Linked DNA regions of Homo sapiens: region 1 is linked to region 2. Evidence: chromatin loops called from intact Hi-C (ENCODE). Cell type or tissue: CD4-positive, alpha-beta T cell. All regions are shown on one strand.

Evidence for each region. Peaks named below come from ENCODE experiments on the same cell type or tissue, not always from the same donor. Only the 100,000 strongest peaks of a DNase experiment are listed, where the experiment ranks them.
Region 1: a loop joins it to region 2, with 13 times the contacts of the local background. A loop is called at or near these places in 2 of 110 quality-filtered maps.

Annotation. Positions count from the first base shown.
Region 1 is chr17:6,432,652-6,440,651 of GRCh38, forward strand. AIPL1 (AIP like 1 HSP90 co-chaperone) reads right to left here and starts at 2,470. Exons shown (of 6, transcript NM_014336.5): 1 at 2,358-2,470; 2 at 1,268-1,447. The coding sequence starts at 2,453. LOC107985017 (a long non-coding RNA gene) reads right to left here. Exons shown (of 3, transcript XR_001752776.2): 3 at 4,647-4,686. In CD4-positive, alpha-beta T cell, a CTCF peak has its summit at 3,526 (motif pointing left); a DNase peak (open chromatin) is centred at 3,520; H3K27me3 peaks cover 1,073 bases.
Region 2 is chr17:5,414,906-5,422,905 of GRCh38, forward strand. NUP88 (nucleoporin 88) reads right to left here and starts at 4,757. Exons shown (of 17, transcript NM_002532.6): 1 at 4,449-4,757; 2 at 1,608-1,777. The coding sequence starts at 4,745. It overlaps RPAIN (RPA interacting protein), which reads left to right and starts at 5,277. Exons shown (of 7, transcript NM_001033002.4): 1 at 5,277-5,386; 2 at 6,391-6,561; 3 at 7,864-7,924. The coding sequence starts at 5,306. RefSeq lists enhancers at 4,119-4,758, 4,394-4,931, 4,932-5,469, 5,199-5,318, 5,329-5,548. In CD4-positive, alpha-beta T cell, no CTCF peak of the experiment used is centred here; DNase peaks (open chromatin) are centred at 4,096, 4,876 and 5,216; H3K4me3 peaks cover 2,923 bases; H3K27ac peaks cover 2,556 bases.

The sequences.
Region 1 (8,000 bases), 1.0 Mb after region 2:
GATGGAGTCTCACTCTGTCGCCAGACTGGAGTTCAGTGGCATGATCTTAGCTCACTGCAACCTCTGCCTCCCGGGTTCAAGTGATTCTCCTGCCTCAGCCTCCTGAGTAGCTGGGATTACAGGCATGTGCCACCACGCCCAGCTAATTTTTGTATTTTTGGTAGAGACGGGGTTTCACCATGTTGGTCAGGCTGGTCTCCAACTCCTGACCTCGTGATCTGCCCGCCTCAGTCTCCCAAAGTGCTGGGATATCCTCATATTTTAGAGATACAAATTTTAGTATTTACAGATGAAATGATATGGTGTCTGGCATTTGGTTTAACCACGCAGGACAAGGAAGGGAAGTGGGTGGGTTGGGAGATGAAGCAAGACCAGCCGCGGGTTGATGGTGGCCGGCACTGGGTGACAGGTACTCGTAAGTTCATTATTCTTTCTGCTGACTTTTGTATATGTTTGAAAGTTCCCATAAGAAACGTTGCCTAAAGGTCAGTGAGTTTTGCCATAAGGCAAGGAAGCTAACTTATAGGAGTAATTTACGGAGTGCCATAAATAGGAGGGCAAACTTGCAATGTGAGGAGGAGGGCAAAAAAGTGACCAGTGCTGCTCTAATCATGCTGTATAAAATCTCCAGATCTAATCATGCTGTATAAAAAGCAAGGACTTAGCCGGGCAAGATGGCTCATGCCTATAATTCCAGCACTCTGGGAGGCCGAGACAGGAGGATTGCTTAAGCCCAAGAGTTTAGGACTAGCCTGGCCAACGTGGCAAAACTCTGTCTCTACAAAAAATACAAAAATGAGGTGTGGTGGTGCACCTGTAGTCCCAACTACTTGGAAGGCTGAAGTGGGAGGATCACCTGAGCCCGGGAAGTTGAGGCTGCAGTGAGCCATAATTACGCTACTGCACTCCAGCCTGGGTGACAGAGCGAGACCCTATCTCTCTCTCTCTCTCTCTCTCTCTCACACACACACACACACACACACACACACACACACACACACACAGATGTGAGGACTGTGAAGTGGGCCAGCTCACTCCTGCTGGTCATAGCCCTGCTCCCCACCAGCCAGCCACAGCATGGGTCACCCCTTCCAGCCCTTGTTCCCTCCATCTTCACATGCACAGCGGTGGGGAATAAGTTTGCAGGACTGGCTTTGCAAAGCTTCGCTTGAGTCCCAGCTTTCCCGAAACACAGCAGCCCCGCAAAGCGGGTGGGTGAGCCCAGAAAAGACTAGTCCCAGGAGACAGGCGCGCAGGGCCTACTTACGATGGTGTCGCACCAGAACTCGGCCACCTCGTGCACCCGCATGGAGGTAAGCAGGATCTCCCAGACCTCGAGCTTGAACATGTTTCCGATGATGATGTGCATGGGCTGGCCCACCTGCCGACTGTCGTCAATGACTGTCCGCTCCTCATCACATTTCATGGTGCGGAAATGAAAGATCACCTAGTCACCGAGACGGTGCACTCTGCTCTAGACACACTGTTCAAGGCCCGGCAGAAGCCACCCCCTTGCCACCGACACCCAGGGCTGTCCCCAGGGTCAGCTCACTCAGTTCACCCCATCAGATGCCTCAGACCCCTGGAGCACCTCCACCCTGCCTGCACCCCCCAGGGAGGAGGGACCCACCCCTCCCTACAGACCCCATTCCACTCCCCACAGCCCTGTGCGTCCAGAAATCCTTCCTCAAGTAAGCCCGAGTTCTTTTTTTTTTTTTTTTTTCTGAGACAGAGTCTCACTCTGTTGCCCAGGTTGGAGTGCAGTGGTATGATCTCGGCTCACTGCAACCTCCACCTCCTGGGCTCAAGTGATTCTCCTGCCTCAGTCTCCTGAGTATCTGAACTGGGATTACAGGCGCCCAGCACATCTGGCTAATTTTTGTATTTTCAGTAGAGATGGGGTTTCACATGTTGGTCAGGCTGGTCTCGAACTCTTGACCTCATGATCTGCCCATCTTGGCCTCCCAAAGTGCTGGGATTACAGGCGGGAGCCGCCTCGCCTGGCCAAAGCCCGAATTCTGTAGCCACAGACGCACCCTTCAGTCCAGGGAAGCCTAACAGACATTTGGGGACAAATACCAAGACTCCTCGGACTCCCTTTCTTCTCACTCAACATTTAGGGCCCCAGAAAATTCCCAAAAGCCCTTCCCCTCAGCCCATGCTAAAGTTGAATCTGCAAAGTACCAAAAATGCCCCCTGAATGGGTAAACGCTGGGAGCTCCCCGGAGGCCCAGCGCTGGGGCTGCCTGGCTGTTTTTTTGGCACAGCTGAAAGCTGTTTACAGTGCCTTGGGGCACACCTGGAATGTTGAAAGCTGCTGTGGGGGACCCTGTCTGCTCCGGAGGGGCCCCACTCACTCGGGATCCGGTGATGAAGTTTGGGAGCTCGCCCGTGCCCCCGTGCAGAATGGTTTTCTTGACCCCTTCCACGTTCAGGAGCAGAGCGGCATCCATGGCTGCAGGAGAAAGGGAGGTGTCCAGCACAGGCGGAGATAATCTCACCTCCGGGGAAGACACTTAGGCGGCTGAGACTCTGGGATTTACCCAGCCAGGAGGAGTGGGGGGAAGGGCAGACGGTGGGGGCGGTGACCTAGGCGCCCCGGCTTCTCATCAGAGCCACTCGGGCCGGGCCTGTGGTCCACAGGCAGCCTCGCCTCCTATCCCATCCACCTTTGCTTCCAGTGATTCTGGGCCCCTGCCCAGGGTTGTGCTAGATTTGGCTTTTTGTTCCACCCCAAGAAGGAAAAAGGTCCGCTGAGCTTTCTTAAAGAAGACAGGGGACCAGGCGCGGTGACTCACGCCTGTAATCCCAGCACTTTGGGAGGCCGAGGCGGGCAGATCACAAGGTCAAGAGATCGAGACCATCCTGGCTAATATGGTGAAACCCCATCTCTACTAAAAATACAAAAATTAGCCGGGGGTGGTGGCGGGCGCCTGTAGTTCCAGCTACTCGGGAGGCTGAAGCAGGAGAATCGCTTGAACCCGGGAGGCGGAGGTTGCAGTGAGCCAAGATAGCGCCACTGCACTCCAGCCTGGCGATGTGGAGAGAGGCCTGGAGGCCACTGAAGGGGAAAAGGAGGGGAGGCATGGGCTGGGCCCAGACTCTAAGTCCCCGAGGACCCCAGGCCAGCCGGGGTGACAGCTGCCCTTTGCCATCCAGCCACCTTTCTGCTTTCCCTGTTCCCCCTCCCCTCCCCAGAATCTGCCTTCAGGAGGCCCTGCGATGGTGGCCCAAGGCAAGAGGGGACAGGTTTCTGGCTTGGGAGAGAAGGAAGACGGAGAACGAAAGGCGGGGTGGGTTTGGGTAAAGTTGAGGCGCCCTCCGCAGCCCCGCTCCTGCCTCCCCTGCAAGGTCTGGCTGGGGGAAGGGTGGGTATCCCCTCCCCTCCCCTCCCCTCCCCTCCCCTTTGGAGGCCCTTAGCCCTGTGCCCTGGGAACCAGGCAGAGTTTATTGAGGGCATCAGGGACGCCCAGAAGGGCTGGGAAACATAAATGCGAAGACCTGGTGTTTGGCACCACCGTGTGGCCAGTTCAAGCTCCTACACCTCCGCACCCTGAGGGCACTGGACTCAGCTCCACGAAACCATTCTCTTCCTGACACCAGGCTCACCGGTTGCAGAGGGAAGGGGTGCAGGACTCTGCTACAGGGAGAGATAAAAACACGGGACTAAGGAGGCTGAAGTAGGTGGATCACCTGAGGTCAGGAGTTTTGTATTTTTAGTAGTCTGTACTAAAAATACAAAAATTACCCAGGCATGGTGGTGCGCACCTGTAATCCCAGCTACTCAGGAGGCTGAGGCAGGAGCCTCGCTTGAACCCGGGAGGCGGAGGTTGCAGTGAGCTGAGATCGTGCCACTGCACTCCAGCCTGAGCAACACAGCGAGACTCTGTCTCAAAAAAACAAAACAAAACAAAAAATGCTAGACTAGGCTGGGTGCAGTGGCTCATGGCTGTAATCCTAGGACTTTGGGAGCCAAGGCAGGTGGATCACCTCAGATCAGGAGTTAGAGACCAGCCTGGCCAACATGATGAATCCCCATCTCTACTAAAATTACAAAACTTAGTCGGATGTGGTGGTGGGCACCTGTAATCCCAGCTACTCAGGAGGTTGAGGCAGGAGAATCGCTTGAATCCAGGAGATGAAGGTTGCTGTGCACCAAGATCATGCTGCTGCACTCCAGCCTGGGGCACAGAGTGAGACTGTGTCAGAAGAAGAAGAAGAAGGAGAAGGAAGAGGAGGAGGAGGAGGAGGAGGGAAGAGGGAAGAGGGAAGAGGGAAGAAGAAGGAAGAAGAAGAAGAAGACTGGACTGAGCCAGATACAGCTAAGTTCAAAGGGCTGATCCTTTCCTATTTACTGACCTTGTTGCCTTGGATGTCTCTCGTTTTCTCTAACTGCATTTTCCCAACTGAAATGAGAAAATTGACCTCTCCTGCTCCTTCTCAGGGGAAGTTGGGAGGGCTGCAGCAGTGAATGGCACCCTGAAATCCGGCACTCATGAAAGTCTTGCTTCCCGTGAGGAGTCATTGGCATAGAGGAGACCAAACCTGGGCCAACTGGTCAGGCCCAGGGAATCCTGGCCAGATCCCCAAGGGTCCAGTCTCCATCCCTGGAAGGCAGAAGGCTGCTGAAAACCTTCCCCTTCTCTCTTCCATCCTTTCTCCAGCCACACGGCAACCTAGAGAGGTCTGCATGCATAGGTAAAATGGATACTTAGTAAAACTAATACAGGAATTATTAAGAAATAATTTTTAGGCAGATAGTAAGGGTAAAGGTTCTTGGTGGAAATTTTCCTGCAATAAAAAACAAGCCCCCAAACCATCTCTTTTCTAACAGAAAAGGCTGCTTAAAGGGCCAGGCTGGCAAACCTTGACATGCAAATGCTGGCCATTAGAAACTGGGTTCACTCATATGGAGATTCCTGCTGTCTTTTCCCTGTCACCAGGTGTACCGAGTGTCGTGGCCACCTCCAGATAACACCTTGTGTTCAGAACATCATAGCGACCCACATTTGCATATTAAAGGACTAAGGTGGGAAGGCCAGGTGTTTTGCGGGGTTTGTAAATGACACACCTGGTCAAACCAATCCCCTGGGCCCTATGGAAATCAGACACCACCTCCTCAGCCTCCTCATATAAGCAGCTACTTCCCACCACCCTCACCCTAAACAGGGGGTTTTCTCTTTGTTCAAATCCCCCCCCTCTGTCTCTGTATGGGGGGGCTATTCTCTTCTTCCTTCCTTCTTTCTTGCCTATTAAACTTTTCACTCCTTAAAACTACTCCACGTATGTTCGTGTTGTTAATCCTATTGGAGCAAGACCAAGAACCCTGGAGTTCCTCCAGTCATCAGAGCCGTATCAAAACTACAAAGGAAAATAAAAGTATTTATCATAAAAGTCTAAGGAGACAGGAAGAACACACTTGTCACTTGCGGGTGGCAAGTGTCTGCTTCTGGGATGCTGGCAGTGCTCACCCTTGACCTAGGTGATGGTTACATGGGTGTTGGCTTTATAAGTACAGTAAGTCCTCACTTAATGTCCTTTTAGGTTCTTGGAAACTGCAGTCTGAAATGAAAGGACATACATCAGGTCCTCAAATAACATCGTTTCAATCAATGTCATCATTTCATTATAATGTTGATGAGAAAAAAAGGTGGTTTCCTTATATGTCATTTCATTTAAAGTCAGTCTTCTTTTTTTTTTTTTTTTTCTGAGATGGAACTTTGCTCTTGTCACCCAGGCTGGAGTGCAATGGCGCGATCTTGACTCACTGCAACCTCCACCTCCTGGGTTCAAGTGATTCTCCTGCCTCAGCCTCCCAAGTAGCTGGGATTACAGGTGCCTGCCACTTCACCCAGCTATTTTTTTTTTTTTTTTTTTTTTTTTTTTTAGTGGATACGGAGTTTCATCACATTGGCCACTGGCCAGGCTGGTCTCAAACTCCTGACCTCAGGTGATCCACCCACCTTGGCCTCCCAAAGTGCTGGGATTACAGGCGTGAGCCACCACGCCCGGCCTAAAGTCAGTTTTCAAACACCTATTGACAGCATTAAGTAAGGACTCACTGTATTCATGACACTAGATTTTATGTCTTAGGCAGTTTTCTATCGGTGATATAATTCACAGTGAAAAGGATCCAATCATGTCTCTTCTCACACTTCTTAAAACTCTCCCACTGTTTCTGTTGTTTCCCTTTGTAGAGGGTCGAAGGGCACACACACATTGCAGAGATGTTTAAACAGTAGAACTGATAGATGTAGCCTGTAGCTGATTGGGGGATGTGGGGGCGAGAAGAAAAGGGGATGTTGAAGCCGATGCCAGGGGGGTTGGTTTCCCTGCTGAGAAGAATGAGGATTCACTCCTGGTCTGTGCCTGGAGTTGTGCCACAGGCTACAGACTGATGCCCCAGAAACCCTTTGCCCCCTGTCTTAGTTCATTTTCTGTGATTATAACTGAACACCACAGAATGCATAATTTATTTTTTTAAAAAAGACATTTATTTAGCTCATAGTTCTGGATGCTGGGAAATCCAAGAGCATGGTGCTGGCATCTGGTGAGGGCCTTCTTGCTGCATCATAACGTGGTGGAAGGCATCACATGGTGAGAGGACAAGAGCACGCACATCAGCTCAGGTCTCCATTCCTCTTCTTGTAAAGCCTCCAATCCTATCACAGGGTCCTACCCTGATAATATTATCTAATCCTAATGACCCTCCAAAGGTCCCACCCATAAATATCATCAACATACGAATTTGAGGATTCGGTTTCCAACAGATGAAATTTGGGGGACACATTAAAACCATAGCTGCTCCCAAACCAGTCTCCTCATGGACTTTATTAAAATGCCAATCTAATAACCTACTGCCCTCTTCAAATTCAGCAAAGAGTTGCCACCACCTTCAGGACAAATTTTAAGCTCCTTCTCTGGCCTACAGACCCTGTCTCTTGCCACCCCATCCCCTACCCTCAGCCCCTCATCTCAGCCCCACCCTTTTTGTCTAGGCTTTCCCCAGTCCTAACGCTTGGCAATGCTCCAGACTCCCAACCACTGGCCCACTAGCTCCTCACTTCAAACACCACACATTCAGGGAAGACTACCCTGACCTCCAGCTCCTGTCAATCTCCCCATGCCCCTTATACCCTGTCACTTCTCCCTAGCACTGCACATTCATGCTATTTTGCCCCATTGTAATTGTTTACAATGATGTGTTTAATGTCTATGTCTTCCATCAGATTGACAGTTTCAGGAGGTCAAGGAAACTAGTGGAATGTTTGCTCTTGGACAAAGAGCCCCTGGAGAGCAGGGCTGGAGCTCCTCGTTTGTCCCCCTCCCCAACGGAGGCAAGGGTGATGCTGGATTCCCTCCCCCTCCAAAAGCCTCTGCTAGGAAAAAGTGACTGGTTTTTCCTCCTTACCAAGAACAGAAGCCAATGTACCGACCTCTGGACTAGGAGCCTCCTTCCCCTGAGTACAGCCTCCTTCCCTCCCTCCAGCCACCACTCCACGCAAGGCAAAAGGGAAAGGCTTCCCATTCATAAGAAAATGTTTCTTCCCCCTTTACTTGTTGCCATGGAGACTGTTCTTCATTAACCTGGCCTGCCAGTTACCATTCTGAGTGAGGGAAGATGGTGGAAAGCTCCAAGCAGGGAGGGCCTCTTTATGCATGCATGCATTCATTGTTTCACCCCTGATCTTAACAAAGTTGTGTAATCTAAGGGTAAGAATTCAGGCTTTGAAGTCAGTCACTGGATTTAAGCTCCAGTTCTGACATCCCATACAATCTTGGACCAGATATTTCACCTGTCTGCATCTCACTTTTGTCATCTGTAATGGAAATAAAAAACGTACCTACTTCATAGAATTGCTTGAGGATTAAAAAAGAATAAAGAAAGTAAATGCCCTTAGCAGAGAGTCTGACACATGGTGAGGGCTCAAAAAATATAAGCTATTATTACGGATGCCTGTGACATGACAGGCACTGGGGAGGCTATTGTGATAAGACAC
Region 2 (8,000 bases):
GCAGTGAGCTGAGATCACGCCACTGCACTCCAGCTTGGGCTACAGAGCCAGACTCTGTCTCAAAATAAATAAATAATTTATTTATTTTAATAATTTAAATTATTTATTTAAATTTTATTTGTTTATTTATTTGAGATGAAGTCTCACTCTGTGGCCCAAGCTGGAGTGCAGTGGCGTGATCTTTGCTCACTGCAACCTCCGCCTCCTGGATTTAATCAATACTTGTGCCTTAACCTCCTGAGTAGCTGGGACTACAGGCGTGTGCCACCACACCCCACTTATTTTTTGTATTTTAGTAGAAATGAGGTTTCACCATGTTGCCCAGGGTGGTCTCAAGCTCCTGAGCTCAGGTGATCCACCTGCCTCGGCCTCCCAAAGTGCTGGGATTACAGGTGTGAGCCATCGTGCCTGGCTCCAAATTATAGCATATTTCATACGTATATATACATTTTAGGATGGTTTGACTTAGGATTGATACATATTTATACAGTACAAGTGTTTTCAGATATAGTATCTCATTTGATCTTTTTACTAACCCTGTAAGGAAATTACAAGGGCAGATATTATCAATCCTATTTTTAAAATGAGGAAACAGATTTAGAAGGTAAACAGTTTAAGGGGACTCAACTTATAAGTTGCGGAGCTAAAAGCAGTTTCTACCTTATACAGATGATCCCCAACTTTACAATGGGTTTACCAGTACATAAGCCAACATAAACTGAGGAGCTCCTTACGACTTATGATGGGGTTACCCATCATAATGTTGAAAAATCCTACGTTGAACCATCCTAAATCGGGGATCCTCTGCTGTGTTGTCAGCAATAAATCCATTTTCAACTTACACTGGGTTTATCGGGACATAACCCAATCGTAAGTTGAAAAGCATCTGTACTCTTTTCAGTAGATCTTTCAGATTCACTTTTCTGGATTTGTTGAAAAAGAAATTATATAAAAATAGGCCAGGTGCGGTGGCTCACACCTATAACCCCGGCACTTTGGGAGGCTAAGGTGGGTGGATCACTTGAGGTCAGGAGTTCAAGACCAGCTTGGTCAACATGGTGAAACCCCGTCTCTACTAAAAATACAAAAATTAGCTGGGCATGGTAGCGCTTGCCTGTAATCCCAGTTACTCGGGAGGCTGAGGCAGAAGAATCGCTTGAATCCAGGAGGCGGAGCTTGCAGTGAGCCGAGATTGTGCCACTGCACTCCAGCCTGGGTGACAGAGCAAGACTCCATCTCAAAAAAAAAAAAAAAAAAAAAAGTATATATATATATACACACATACACACACACACACACACATAAAATACTTACACTTCTGGCAAACTTCTGGCTGACAGATAACTGGTTTTACAAAATCTTACTTCTACCTAATCGAAAGAATGGCCTAGCCTCAAATGAGACAGCAACGTGGTACTTCAGGCAGAATAAAGTACAATCAATTACACATATACTATGAACATTGATAACACAGAAGCCAGTCTGCAGACCACGAGGAGTGTTTTAATGTTTTAAGAGTAGTATACTAAACATGCTTAAGAACCACTAGTCTTGAACAATTTTCTGTATATATAATAAATTATACAGATAAATAGTATACAACTTACCTACAATTCACTGTTGATTTTCCACCTTCAAATTCAGAATTCTTCCCCCATCTTTTAGGTAATTCTAATACCATAAGTCCTTTTATTCCTATAAGTGCTACATGATGTTGTGTTGGGCTTAACAAGACTTGATAGATTTCAAACAGGGGTGGATTTATGCAAAGCAATCTCTGAAAATTAGAGCAAACCAGTCAACATAGTTAATTTTAATTTAAATATAGGTGGCAGTTACTTGAAATCACAGTAATACTTAGTTTACTACAATTATAGGATAATAAAACTCTGGATAAGTACTCACACTTGTACCATTAACTCACAAATTTTTTTTTTTTTTTTTGAGACAGAGTCTTGCTGTCACCCAGGCTGGAGTGCAGTGGCAGCCCACTGCAGACTTTACTATGGGGGTTCAAGTGTCCTCCCCACCTCAGCTTCCAGAGGAGCTGGGACTACAGGTGTGCACCATCACTCCCAGCTAATTAAAAAGGTTTTTTTTGTAGAGATGGGGGTTTCGTCATGTTGCCCAGGCTGGTCTGAACACCTGTTCCCGTGCTCACAAGATCCACCTGCCTCCACCTTGGCCTCCTAAAGTGCTGATTATAGGCTACAGCTACCACACCCAGCTTACTCATGCTTGCTTTTAACATCCAAAGTTACAACTCATGATAAGCTGCTTTCTTCCCCATCTCTAAGGTTTTGAGATTTTGGAGGAGTGAAGGTTATTGAGATAGTCACCAATATTTACTGAAAGCTTATAAATTCTGGGCACTCCAGCATTTCTGTATGCTGGACATACAAAAATAAGTAAATAGCCAGGCGTGGTGGCACATGCCTGTAGTCCCAGCTACTTCCAGGCGCTGAGGTGGGAGGATCACTCGACCCCTGACAGTAGAGGCTCCAATGAGCCGTGATCACACCACTGCACTCCAGCCTGGGCAACAGAGAAAGACCCCATTTCAAAAATAAAAAATAAAATACGTTTTTAAAAAATGACAAGGGCAGACCCAGCCCCTGCCTTGGAGCTTACAGTCTAGAAAAGAAGACAGAGGCAGAGTGCCATGGCTCACGGCTGAAATGCCAGCACTTTGGGAGGCCAAGACGGGTGGATCACCTGAGGCCAGGAGTTCCAGATCAGCCTGGTTAACATGGTGAAACCCCGTCTCCACTAAAAATACAAAAAGTAGCCGGGTACGGTGGAGTGGGCCTGTAATCCCAACTACTCAAGAGGCTGAGGCAGGAGAATCGCTTGAATCCATGAGGTGGAGGTTGCAGTTAGCTGAGATTGCACCACTGCACTCCAGCCTGGGCAACAGAGCGAGATCCTGCCTCAAAACAAAACAAAACAAAAACAGCCGGGCGCAGTGGCTCACGCCTGTAATCCCAACACTTTGGGAGGCCAAAGCCAGCAGATCACGAGGTCAGGAGTTCAAGACCAGCCTGGCCAACATGGCGAAACCCCGTCTCTACTAAAAACACAAAAATTAGTCGGGCGTGGTGGCAGATACCTGTAATCCCAGCTACTCGCGGGGGGGGCTGAGGCAGAAGAATCGCTTGAAACTGGAAGGTGGAGGTTGCGGTGAGCCGAGATGGCGCCATTGCACTCCAGCCTGGGCAACAAGAGCGAAACTCCATCTCAAAAAAAAAAAAAAGACACAAAATAATTATAAATAATTAAGTTATGATTATGTCAAATGCTACACAGCAGTATAGAATGTTATTAGAATACTGCGTGCTGCACATTTGGTAATTATTATTATTTTTTGAGACACAGTCTTGCTCTGTTGCCCAGGCTGTAGTGCAGGGGCGTGATCTCAGCTCACTGCAACCTCCTCCTCCCAGGTTCAAGCGATTCTCCTGCCTCAGGCACCTGAGTAGCTGGGATTACAAGGGCGCGCCACTACACCTGGCTAATTTTTGTATTTTTAGTAGAGACGGGGTTTCACCATGTTGGCCAGGCTGGTCTCGAATTCCTGACTTCAGGTGATCCACCTGCCTCTGCCTCCCAGTGTTGGGACTGCAGGCGTGAGCCACCGCGCCCGGCCTTCATAATTCTTTTTAACTGAAATTGGGTAAATAAGTAGACTGTAGACTCCTGCCCTATTTTCAAAACTGCAGAAGCATTGCTAGCGTCTTATTAAAATTAAATCACTTCTCGGTAACAAGAATTGGACCGGGCACACAACAGATGTCATACCTTAGAATGAGTACCAAGCTCTTTTTCATCTTTAAGAGAATCTGTGTATTACAAATAAACATTTCCATAAACCAATATTTGACCACGGCAAGTGTGTAATACTTTCTGGATCACACCCATTTTCACATGCTGTCGGCTAATCAAAAACAAAAATCCCCATTTTGGGTATGGCTTTATTTTCTAAAGCGGGCGTTACGGGGGTAAGAATTAACAGAGACTTCCTCCTCCATGTCAAGCATGAAGCGTGGTGCTTTGAAACCTGCAACCTGACTTGCTGTGCACAACGCAAGAGAAAGTTACGATCTAACCTATTATAAGCGTCACATCAGGAAACAGGTTTCTCTCGACGAAACTAAAAATAGCAACTCCGCCCACTCGTTCTCAACCCCTTTAGCCCGCTTTGTTTTTCTCCAGAGCACTCATCCGTCACTAGTATTTTTATTGAATATTCAATGACCCTTTCCTTCCTCCCAGGCCTCCAGGCCGTAAGCATCGAGAGAGCCTGAGTCCCCGCGACCGCGTATGGCAGCGTCGGAGTCAATCCGCTGGAACGCCTGCCACAAGATGAAAAACAGCCAAGAGGAGCAAGGAACAAAAAAGACTGGTTCCGATCCCGGTGAGGGTCACTTCCAAGATCGGCCTGGCATTACCTGGTACTGGGACAGGGCGGGCTCTTCGCCGCCGCCGCTGGGGCCCCGAAGGCGAACGACTAAGAAGGAGCTGTCTTCTCCGTCCCACAGGAAAAGCTCTCCGCCGAGGCCAAAGACCACGTTTCTCGTCAGCAACTGCGGCGGCGGCGACGAAGGCAACGACGAAGAAGCTGGTTTCTCAGCTTCGGTTGGACTCTGGTTTTTCAGTCCCTCCCGGAGCCGCAAGAACACGACGTGGTTAGGAAGCCAGGTCTGCCACAGCTCGCCGTCGCCCACCGGTCCCTCGGCGGCCGCCATCTTGGCCCAACTGCTCCCCTCACTCCAGTTGCTCAGCCCGCCGCTGAGCACAGCCAATCCGCGGCCGTCCACTCACTGTTTCGGCCAATCACCGAGCAGACGGCCCGGAAGCTCGAGAGGCTCGTGCCAGGTCGGGGGGCGAAGGCGAGGCCAGCCCACCAAGCAGGGGCGTCACCAAGGGAAAGCCAATCACCATTATTTCTGAAGCCCAAGGGGGCGGGACGAGAAGTCAACATAATGGTGGTGCTGCTGGAAATCTAGCACCTGGGGAGAGCCTGAGACTTGTGTATCTAATTGCCTATTGGACACCTCCATCTGGGTAAACCCAGGCATCCAGAACTTTCCCTCAAGACTTACCTCCCTCAGTGCAGGTCGGGCTGGCCTCACGCATTTCGCTTGGATGCCTAAATCTGTCTCCACGTGGGGCCGGTCGATAAAACAACACTTCCCAGAATACGCTGCGATCCATTCGCGGTCTGCACCCGGAAAGTACACCTCCCAGGGGTCTGTGCGCGCCTCCAGGGAACGGGTCTTGTGGCTTTGTCTCCCGCGAAGAGGAGATGGCGGAGTCGTTGAGGTCTCCGCGCCGCTCCCTGTACAAACTGGTGGGCTCGCCGCCTTGGAAAGAGGCTTTCCGGCAGGTGGGTATGGGGTTTGTGCAGTGGTCTACCCTAGATCGTCCCGGTGACCGCCGTCTTCCCTGCCTTCGCCTTAGCCCTGCTCCGTGGAGCAGGTGCCGCAGCGCGCCTGGTCTGGTCAAACCCAGGCCTGCTGACTGTAGAGTGTGGGATTAGCCCGGGTCGGTCAAGTCCTAGAAAGCCTTGTTTTTGGATTCGATTTTGTTTTGAATTTAAATTGTGGTCAGGACATCACCGTTTGCACCTCTGCAATAACACTACCTACTGTTGCTGCGGAGGTGGCCACCGAGAGAGGCACTTTGTCTACGTTCGTCTTGTGAGATAGAGATGATTTCTATTCTAGAGAGTAGTAAAATGAGGCTTAGAAGAGGGCTCCACCTCAGTTCTGGCCTCTTCTGAACACAGTGTGGTTATTAGTAAGTAATGTCCAAGAAAGTAACCCGACGCAAGAAAGATAGCAGATACAGCAGAGTTTCTCAGCCTTGACAATGGACATTTTGAGGGAGATATTTATATGTTGTGGAGGGTTGTTTAAGCCACGTCTCGGGCCTCCACCCACTAGATGCTAATAGTCCTATAACTAGAATTGTGACAACCAGAAATGTCTCCAAGCATTGCCAAATGTTCCTTGGGGGACAAAACCTCCCTGAGTTCAGAAACGCTGCTGTGCAGGAAGGCCGTTACCCAGCCATATCTAGAGTAGCAAGAATTTGGAAGGAATATAAATGTTCTGTAATAGGACATTGGATGCTGAGATATTATGCACACAACCATTAAGGAAACTGGCAAGCTAGAATAAAAAATATGGTTCTTTGTAAATACGTGTACAAAGCATTGTAATTTTATGTATCTCTACAGAGGAATATGCAAAAGTAACACTAGTTAGTATTATCATTGAAATTTTGTGTCTATAAACTTTCTTTAATGTTTTCTCAACTAATGTAAGAGTGTTTTTTAAAAATAGAAATGCTTTTTTTTTCCCCCCCAATCTTGCTCTTTTTTCCCAGAGATGCCTGGAGAGAATGAGAAACAGCCGGGACAGGCTCCTAAACAGGTACCGCCAGGCTGGAAGCAGTGGGCCAGGGAATTCTCAGAACAGCTTTCTAGTTCAAGAGGTGATGGAAGAAGAGTGGAATGCTTTGCAGTCAGTGGAGAATTGTCCAGAAGACTTGGCTCAGGTCAGGCTGGGCTATGTGTTTTCAGGGAGGGGGACTGCACCACCAAGAACGGCTCGTGTCCTCTTTTATTTGTTTACTTGAGTCCTCTAAACCCACCATTCCCCTAACCCCATTTAGAATTCAACAGCCTTTAACCCAGGCTTTTCTACACTTAATGTTAGACTTGTCTAGATGAAATGGTCTGAAATACCAGACCGTAGACCTGCTCATCACTGCAACATCATCATTTATGAAACTAAAAAGAAAGAAATTTCATTTCTTGCCTCCACCCTTGGAAATTATGATTCAGTAGGCATAGGCTAGGAATCTCTTTCTCTCCCTCTCTCTCGCTCTTTTTTTTTTTCTGTCTTGCTCTGTCGCCCAGGCTGGAGTGCAGTGGCAAGATCTCGGCTCACTGCAACCTCCACCTCCTGGGTTCAAACGATTCTCCTGTCTCAGCCTCCCAAGTAGCTGGGATTACAGATGTGTGCCACCATGCCCGGCTAATTTTGTTTCTGTTTTAGCAGGGATGGGGTTTCACCATGTTGGCCAGGCTGGTCTTGAACGCCTGACCTCTAGTGATCTGCCCACGTCAGGAATCTCTTTCTAAAAAGGTCTCCAGAAACTTTCCGATTCTAATCTCAGCCAACGTTGGCAGCCATGTGTGGAAGGGAAAACCATTTATAGTGTATCAGGAAGAACACTGGATTCGAAGTCAGGAGTTCCAGAATTCAAATCCTGGTTTGGCTATTGACTGTTAACTTCAGTTTGCCTCTTTGAGGTTTAGTTTTCACATTTATAAAATGAGAAGATAATGTTTTCAGCATTGTAAGGACTGTGTAAGAAAATGTGGGCAACTGTTTGAAACCATCAACACCCTGTGTAATAATGATGCATTATTCAGTGGCTTTTGTGTGTCCTGCAGTACACCAATGTTTGCCTTATATCACCACAACTAGTACTCACAGTAACCCTCTTAGATAGATTTTATTCCCACTTTACAGAGGCCAAAACTGAGATTTGCAGAGATTAGGAACTTTTCATGTGGTTACGTAGCCTTGGAAGAATATGTACCTAACTGCTACCCTATATCGTCTCTCCAAAATTGGGTACCATTATTTTGTCACTGGATAGTTGGATCATTTGTTGATGGCTTGTCAGCATGACAGCATTACCCCACTGTCAGCATATTCTGCAGGAGGACTGGACTGATTTTGTCCAATAAATCTGGGTTCTTCAAGCCAGCCTCCAAGTATGAATCACTGTGGGGCTTGGTTGGTGATTAATACTTCAAACTTCTGATGCCGCTCCTTTCTCTTCCAGCTGGAGGAGCTGATAGACATGGCTGTGCTGGAGGAAATTCAACAGGAGCTGATCAACCAAGGTAACCCCTAGTGGTAGTCCTTCCTTACCTGTATTTAGCTACTGGAATACTGTGACCTTTCCTCCAATCAGGATTA